Linked DNA regions of Homo sapiens: region 1 is linked to region 2. Evidence: read pairs that join two places in POLR2A ChIA-PET (ENCODE). Cell type or tissue: K562. All regions are shown on one strand.

Region 1 (4,000 bases), 56 kb before region 2:
TGAGTCCTTATTTTGTGCCGGGGATGGTCCCAAAGTAATATATCTATACTTTCACACTTATTTAATTCTCATAACCCTGTGGGGCAGATGCCATTATTATCTGTATTTTACAAGTGAGGAACCAGAGCACAGAGGGTTTAGGTAAGTTGCCCAAGGTCACACAGCCAGTCAGTGGTCCAGGGAATTAATGACCCCTCCTCTATGGAGCTTTCCTTCTTTGAGCTTTCCCATCTGTAAACAGCCCCTCCCTGCTGTGAACTCAGAGATGCCGATTCTGGTGGGTACCAGAGATCACTTACCAGGCTGCAAAGTGCTTTGGTGTCAGAATTCCTGGCACGCTGACATCTGCATGCCCAACAATGCCCAGCTCAGGGCCTGCTATAGGAAAGCCTACCCCAGAGATTGCTGGGTGGGTGAATGAATGGGAGTGAGTGAGTATGTGAATGAACCAACAAACTGGTTTGTGAAGAAGACAGCAGAGTGGAATTGGGATTTTCCCAGGTGAATTCACATGTGGGAAGGGCATATAGGCAAGGTGGGGGCCCATGCAGGACTGGCCCAGGTGAGGAACATGCCTGCCACTGTGTGCCCAGCGTTGGCCAGGTACCTTAAGGGACAGTCATGAAAGGTCTCCATCTTCAGAGGGCCGGGAAGGGAGATCCAATGAACACCCAATAATCAACTGGGGAACAGTTAGTTACAAAACAGTGGCTACTGCCTGTGGGGACCAGAAAGGGCCAGCTAGAGAAGTCAGGACTGCCTTTCTGGAGGAGGAGAAGAGGCTGGCACTGAGCTGGGCAGAGGATGAGGACAAGAGAGAATGACAGACACTAAAAGATGAGGAGGCAGGAAAGAGCATAGTGATCTGGAGAAACCCAAGGACGCCAGTGTGAGTTTCTGTGGAGAGAAAGCAGAAATTGAAGGTGGCAGAGGGAGAGGGGTGGGTTTACAGAGACATCGGTTTGAGGCAAGTGTGGCTCATAGATAATTTTTGCCAGTACTTTAATACATATCTTAAATTTTAATAAGTACTTAACATAGTACTTTTTTAAAATTATGTCTTTAATTTACATTTTTTGTAAAAGGAAACTTTACATCACGGTCATAAATAAAAAATTAGAATAGAATATACTAGACTAGACTAGACTAGAATAGAATGTCACCATAAAAATAAGCACAAGAGAAACAAAACCAGGTTATTGCATCCTGGCTGGCGTCCACTCCCTTTGGAAGGCTCTGAGCCTGAAGCCTGCTCTCTCTTTGTTAAAAAAGAAATCAAGCGAGTCTAGAGAAGTGTTAAAGCATAGTAGCACCAAACCAAGACTTTCTCCCTGGCTGGGTCACAGAGACCAGAAGGAGATTGGAAAGGCCATGCTGTTCTCCTTCTGGGACCCGTTGCTGTCTGCCGGCTGCTCCATGGACTCCAGGGCTCTTTCTATTACTCTTGAACCAGCATTCATTTCAAGTAACTGATGAGTCTTTAATGCCCAGAGAGGAGCCCTGGCCCCAGCTCCATGCCCCCCTGCCCCCAGCTCCATGCCCCCCTGCCCTGTGCCTGGTCACACCTGAATGCTTCTCTCTCTTGCAGGGAATACCAACAGCATCTTTGCCCTGGACTACATCAGCGGAGTGCTGACCTTGAATGGCCTGCTGGACCGGGAGAACCCCCTGTACAGCCATGGCTTCATCCTGACTGTGAAGGTGAGACCTGGGTGGGCACCTTCACCCCAGGTAGAGGAGATGCCCCTACTCGGATGCCAACCTCCAGCAGTGTCCGAGGGCTCCTGCCCCCGGTGGTGGCGCCGGAAGCACTTCGCTTCCGTGCTCTCACCCTGCACTGCCTCCCGGGGCTGTGCCCAGGGCCCCATCAGGAAGGCACCCACGTTATGAAGTTGTAGGTGTGCTGGGCCTGCCGCATCCATCATCAACAACCACACGGGTTGGAACTTTTATCCCCTCTCAGCGGGAGGCACACAGTAGGTGCTCATCCTGTGGTCCTTCCTTACTGTTGTCCCAGGATTCCAAGTTCTCTGTTGCAGCCACCTGGAATTCTGGAATTTGCCCCATTTCTGGGGTTCTGTCCCACTTCCAAGTGCCATGACTTCCTGTTAAGAAACAGCAATGCAGCAGGGAGCAATGCAACAGCAATGTGCTGGGGTCTCCACCCCAGGATGTGAGGCAGAGCTACAGTCCCGCACCCGCTGCAGCCGCCTGCCACTCACGGTCGGTTTCAATTCAAATCAGTGACTTGCAGAGCCATTCCCTGAGAAACCCGTTTAGGGGTATGGATCCTGTCTGAGCCACGGGGGGTCTTCCCAGCCCAGGCCATCAGCCGTTGATTGAGAGAAACGGGTGGCCCAAAGACTGAGGCCAGGGGCTCTGGGAAGGAGGCCCTTCCAGCGCCATGGGGAGGATGGTGCAGCCCAGCCTGGCCCTTAATTGCTGTCCTTGACCTTGGGAGGCCCTGCTGTTCAGGTGTGGGTTAGCCATGGGAGGGCGTGCTCCCACCACCATCCTTCCCTCCTGTCTGCTCTCCTGCCATGGAAGTGAGGTGGTCAGCTCTACCAGAGAGAGCTGCCCCCTGGTCCCAGCACCCCACTGCGGGACTTGAACTCAGTTTTTCTGTCTTTATATAAAATGTGAGGGTGTGTTCTCACACTTGGCTGTGAACCCGAATCCCCTGGAAAGCTATTGAAAGGTATCTGTTCCTGTGTCTCTCACCCAGAGAGATTCAGATTCAGAAGGCTGACTCAGAACTGGGAATGGGCACTTTTGGGCCCATGGCTCTGGCCCAGAGACTGGACACCCAGGTATCTGAATCAGTCCATCTGTGCTGACCCTCAGAGTCGAGCACAGGGTTCAGCCCATAGCAGATGCTCAGTTAAGTCTTGATTAACCACCAGCACAAACATTCTTGGCCTCAGTTTCACAATCTGCCAAAGAGAATGAAGACTTCCCTCTTGTCCCTCGATGAACCCCCAGATCTGTCTTGTCCTCCCTACCCCATCTCATCCATCTGCTGTCAGTCCTAGGATCCTACTACCTGAGCTTAAAATCTACCCTGGCTGTGAATCCTTATACAAGTTACTTAGTCTCTCTGAACCTCAGTTTCCTTATCACTAAAATGGGGATACTAATGATAAAATCCTCCTCCTGGAGTTGTGGTGAGGATTAGATGGGATCATTCACATTGAGGCACAGTGGCTGGTGCTGAGAAAGTCTTTGGTAAGCAAGAGCTGTTGCTGTGATTAGCTGCCTTCACTCCGGGGTGACTGATCTCTGTCCATAGGGCACGGAGCTGAACGATGACCGCACCCCATCTGACGCTACAGTCACCACGACCTTCAATATCCTGGTTATTGACATCAATGACAATGCCCCGGAGTTCAACAGCTCCGAGTACAGCGTGGCCATCACTGAGCTGGCACAGGTCGGCTTTGCCCTTCCACTCTTCATCCAGGTGGTGGACAAGGATGAGGTGAGTCCCTGGACACATGGCCCATGCAGACCCACCACCCATCCAGACCCACCACCCTGCCTGGGCTGTTCAGGTCCTCAGCTATAAAATAGAAACAAACATTGCGGCACCCCACTCCTGGTAGGTTCTGAGGATAAATAAGGCTGAAAAAAAAATCACTAGTCTCTACTTTTGGATTATCCCCTACACCCTGCAAAAAACATGTAAGCACATGTTTCCATATGTGTGGTTATTATTTAGAAGTTACATACATGATCATCATACTAATCTAGTAGGGATATTGTAAAGCATGTACAAAAATAGCAATTTTAAAAGGTAGAAATAAGGCCAGGTGCAGTGGCTCACATCTGTAATCCCAGCCCTTTGGGAGGCCGGCAGATCAAGAGGTTAGAAGTTTGAGACCAGCCTGTCCAACACTGGAAACCCCGTCTCTACTAAAAATACAAAAATTAGCCGGGCGTGGTGGCGGGCACCTGTAATCCCAGCTACGTGAGAGGCTGAGGCAGGAGAATTGCTTGAAGC
Region 2 (4,000 bases):
TACTACATACGATGCAAAAATGAGTTAGACAAACTTCTCTCCTTCACAGGGAGGAAAGTGGGGCACACACAGACAGTTTTCAGGAATGGCAGATTCTGCCACATGTTCCAAGAGAGGGATGACGAGGGGCTCCCGGGTCAAGACCAGTGAATGGTTAGGGACTCTAGGAGAGGGGCATTTGGGATGGGCCTGGGGGGTGGATCAGAGTTTGGAAGGCAGTTACAGAAGGAAAGGATAGAGGAACCAGCAATGAGAGAACAGTCTGGGGTGTACCAGGGAAGAGGTAGATACGAGAACACTAAGCCCAACCAGACTGTGGACACTAGGGTATGGATCTGAAATTAATTCAGCAGATCATAGGGAGCCATTGAAGGATTTTGGGCAGAGAAGGACAATAATTTTAGCTACCGGCTTTGACTTTTTGCCCCTGGGCCTCTTATGAGAGCCTTCACAAGTAGTAAAATGCACTAGTGTGTACCTCTGAGTGCCAGCCTAGAGCCAGTGGGGAGCCATTAGATGGCAACAGAGACACAGAAACACCAGAGGGAGGAGCCTGGAGCACAGTTGAGGTGCTCACCTGGAGCCCTGATTTGGCATCTTTTTTTTTTTTTTTTTTTTGACAGGGTCTCACTGTCACACAGGCTGGAGTGCAGTGGTGCAATCTCGGTTCACTGCAACCTCCGCTTCCCAGGTTCAAGCAATTCTCCTGCCTCAGCCTCCTGAGTAGCTGGGACTACAGGCAATTGCCACCATGCCTGGCTAATTTTTCTATTTTTAATAGAGATGGGGTTTCACCATGTTGACCAGACTGGTCTTGAACTCCTGACCTCAAGTGACCCATCCGCCTCGGCCTCCCAAACCAAAGTGCTGGGATTACAGGTGTGAGCCACCATGCCTGGCCTTTGGTTTGGCATTTTTTAGGTACAATATGAAAATGGCCAGCTGGGCCATCCCCTTCCCCAATCCCTGTCACCATCTGGCTGGCCTGTGAGACCCTGGAAGTTACCCTGCAGGGAGACAGAGATGCTCATTCCTAGAACATTGCAGGGAAGGGGGTGTTTGCAGCAGGAAGAGGAAATTTTGTTCTCTATACATAGGCCCTTGGCACTCCTCGAACCCTCCTTCCTAAAATGGGCCCCAAGGGTCACTGTCTGTCTGCCACTTTATTTGTCTGTTGGACTTTCAGTTGGTCAACCACAAACAAGTCTTGCTTGGGAGGAGGTTGTTTAAACGGTGCCATGACAAGCAGATTGGGGCTGGGATAGACTCAGTCGCTGCCCCTGCTGCCTGGATAGGGCAGGATGGCAGGTGGGCGGTGGAGCAGCCACAGTGGGTCCTCTCTGGAGTCGGGTCAGCCAGCATCTGGGGGGCTGCTCTGGGAATACGAAGACCAGCTCCACTCACCAGCTGTGAGATCTTGAGCAAGTCACTTAACACCACTGCGCCTCTGTTTCCTCACTTGCAAAAGTGGGTGGGAGGTAATGACAGTACTTACCTGTGGAGTTCTGGTCAAAATTAAATTCATACATTAATATGTGTCATGAGAACGTGGGTGCAGTTGTAGTTATAGGTGACAGAGATAGACGTACCTTTCTTGAGCTGCCTTTATGTCCAGGCCCTATACTAGGCCCTGGGCACATGTGGACCCCATGACCCCACGCTGCCCTCTGGGAGCCACATCCTGGTTGGGGGAGACGCACGTTAACCTTAGCTTCAGTGCCTCAGTGTGATCAGGGCTGGGAATACTGAGTGTGCGCAGGGAGGAGCCCTAACTTTGCCTTGGGGGTCAGGGAGGGCAGAAGGGTGTGAGCTAGGCAGGAGAGGGAGGGGCGCTGTTCAAGCGGAGGGGGCAGAGCCAGGTCCTGGGAGCTACACGTGGTCCAGTCTGGGTCAGAGATGAGGCTAGACATTCAGGGCCGACAATGTGTGTAGGAGGGGAGGGGTTTTCCTTCAAGCACAGATCTACCGCCTCCTCCCAGGCCCAGGGCCCCTGACAGGCCCTGCTGCAGCCCGGCACTGGCCCCGCACCCATCAAGGCCCAAGGTCAGTGCTGCTGCCCTCACCCTGGCAGAGGCAAGGAGCAGCTTTTCATCTAGTTCGGCTTCCTACACTTGAAAAATGAAGCTCTCCCTCTCCTCCTCACCCAGGCATACATATTTCACATGGTCATTAGGCGGTGGCACTGAAGGACTCACAAATCTTCCCTGATCAGCATCCGCAGCCTGGGCAGGCAGTGAGAGGCCCTGGGGACAAGGGTCACTGTGGGAACCATGGCTGTGCCCAGTCCAACGTGGGCAGGGGAGGCCAAGCCTTGCAGGGGTTGGGGGTGTGAAGCCAGCTTCTGCTCTAAGACAGTCCAGTCCTGTCTCCTGGCACTCATCACCTAATTTCCCTGGGCCTCAGCTGCTCCAGGCCCCAGGGTGAAGGGGATGGGATGCAGGCACCTCACATATCCTTCCCGTCCTGACAGTCCAGAGCAATTTTGTGGGGCACCCAGATCTGAAGGGCTCATCCCCAGGGCTCAGATGTGACCTTCTCCAGGGGCAGCACACCCCCCATGACCCAGGCCCCTCCCTTCCTGCACACCCCACTTTCTGCTTCTCAGCTGCTCTCCTCCACCTCCTAGCCTGCTGTCTCTCCTCTACTTCCCTTTTCCTTTTCTTTCTGTCATTTGCTTCACTTCTGTCCTCTTTCTTCTGAGTCCTGCCTTCTTTGTCTTCACCGCTGTCTCTCTGCCCCTTCCCTATTTTCTCTGCACCACCCCCTTCTTATTCATTTTTCAGGCATTTATGAAGCATCTACTGCATGCCAGGCACCGTCTGTGCTGTGCAGTGAGCCCCACAGGTGCCTGCCCTGCCCTCGTCCTTCCCCAAACCCTTTTCCTTTGACAAAGGCAAATGATGGGGGCCAAGGAGGTATGGTTTGGTCACACAGTGACCTGGAACTGAGGCCTCCACACCACAGTGACCCCTCGCCAAGGGGTTCAATGACATGGCAGTCAGATCTTCCCAAGACCAAGCTGCAGTTGTAACAGTCCAACAAGACCATGCATTGATGACCATGATTGTCAGTGGAACCTGGGGGTGGGAAGGACTCTGGGATTCCTCCTGCTCCCCTTCTCCTCCGTCCCTGTAAAATGAGGATGAATCTGGGGTTACTTTGGGCAGTGTGGTCTCCTCTCGCCTGGAATAACCAGGCTCCCTTCCTTCTGAGAACAAGCGCCCCTCTTGGCTCAGAGGCAATCACTGATGGAGGGCAAGGGCATGGCTAGGTGGCACAGGATTCAAACCCAGCACAGTTCTTTCTCTAGCTGTGAAGCCTTGAGTGAACGATGTACTGTCTCGATGCCTCAGTTTCCCCATCTGTAAATTGGAGGTGGTGCTAATAATAGTACCTACCTCACAGGGCTGTTGTGAGGGTGAAGGGGTTGTAGGTAGAAGGCGTGCAGGAGCCAGCAGTCGCTGCTGCCGTTGTGAGGAATGGCACAGGCAGTGGGAGAGGCCCCGTCCAGGAGCCAGTCCTGGGTTGGAGGGTGGTGACATGGCTCAGTGCCTTCCTTTCACTTGTTCAGCATGCACCCCCTGAGAACCTGGGATGAGCTCTGAGCCTGGCTGGGGTGGTGGCGGGGACAGAGGTCTGCACCGTCTATAGGAGCATAAGCTGTGGGGATATTGAAAGGAAATCCAACACAAGAGGCAGCCCTATACAAGCTGGCAGCCCAGAGCCCCCAGAAATGGCATCTTTCTGTATAGCCAAGTTTTCTGGATAACTAAGATCTTAATCCTTTGGGTATAAACTTTTTTTCATTTCATTCATTTGGGATAGAAATATATTTTTCACTTATCTGCCTTCCTGAACTGAATGTACTAAACACAAATTAGCTTTTCCTTGAAAATTCAGGCTTATCATAAAGAACATAGAATTTACTAGATTTAATAGACTCCAGGAACTTTAAAAGGAACCTCAAAAATATTGAGCGCAAAGGGATCAAAATACATTT

Evidence for each region. Peaks named below come from ENCODE experiments on the same cell type or tissue, not always from the same donor. Only the 100,000 strongest peaks of a DNase experiment are listed, where the experiment ranks them.
Region 1: POLR2A ChIA-PET joins it to region 2 with 5 read pairs; 1 of 35 experiments calls an interaction of 5 or more read pairs at or near these places.

Annotation. Positions count from the first base shown.
Region 1 is chr10:71,613,916-71,617,915 of GRCh38, forward strand. It overlaps CDH23 (cadherin related 23), which reads left to right. Exons shown (of 70, transcript NM_022124.6): 10 at 1,589-1,701; 11 at 3,290-3,478. Among named protein-coding and RNA genes, the nearest start is that of C10orf105, 100 kb to the right of the region's middle. In K562, a CTCF peak has its summit at 2,488; a DNase peak (open chromatin) is centred at 2,490.
Region 2 is chr10:71,670,364-71,674,363 of GRCh38, forward strand. All of the region lies in intron 14 of CDH23 (cadherin related 23), which reads left to right. Among named protein-coding and RNA genes, the nearest start is that of C10orf105, 47 kb to the right of the region's middle. In K562, no CTCF peak of the experiment used is centred here; a DNase peak (open chromatin) is centred at 1,848.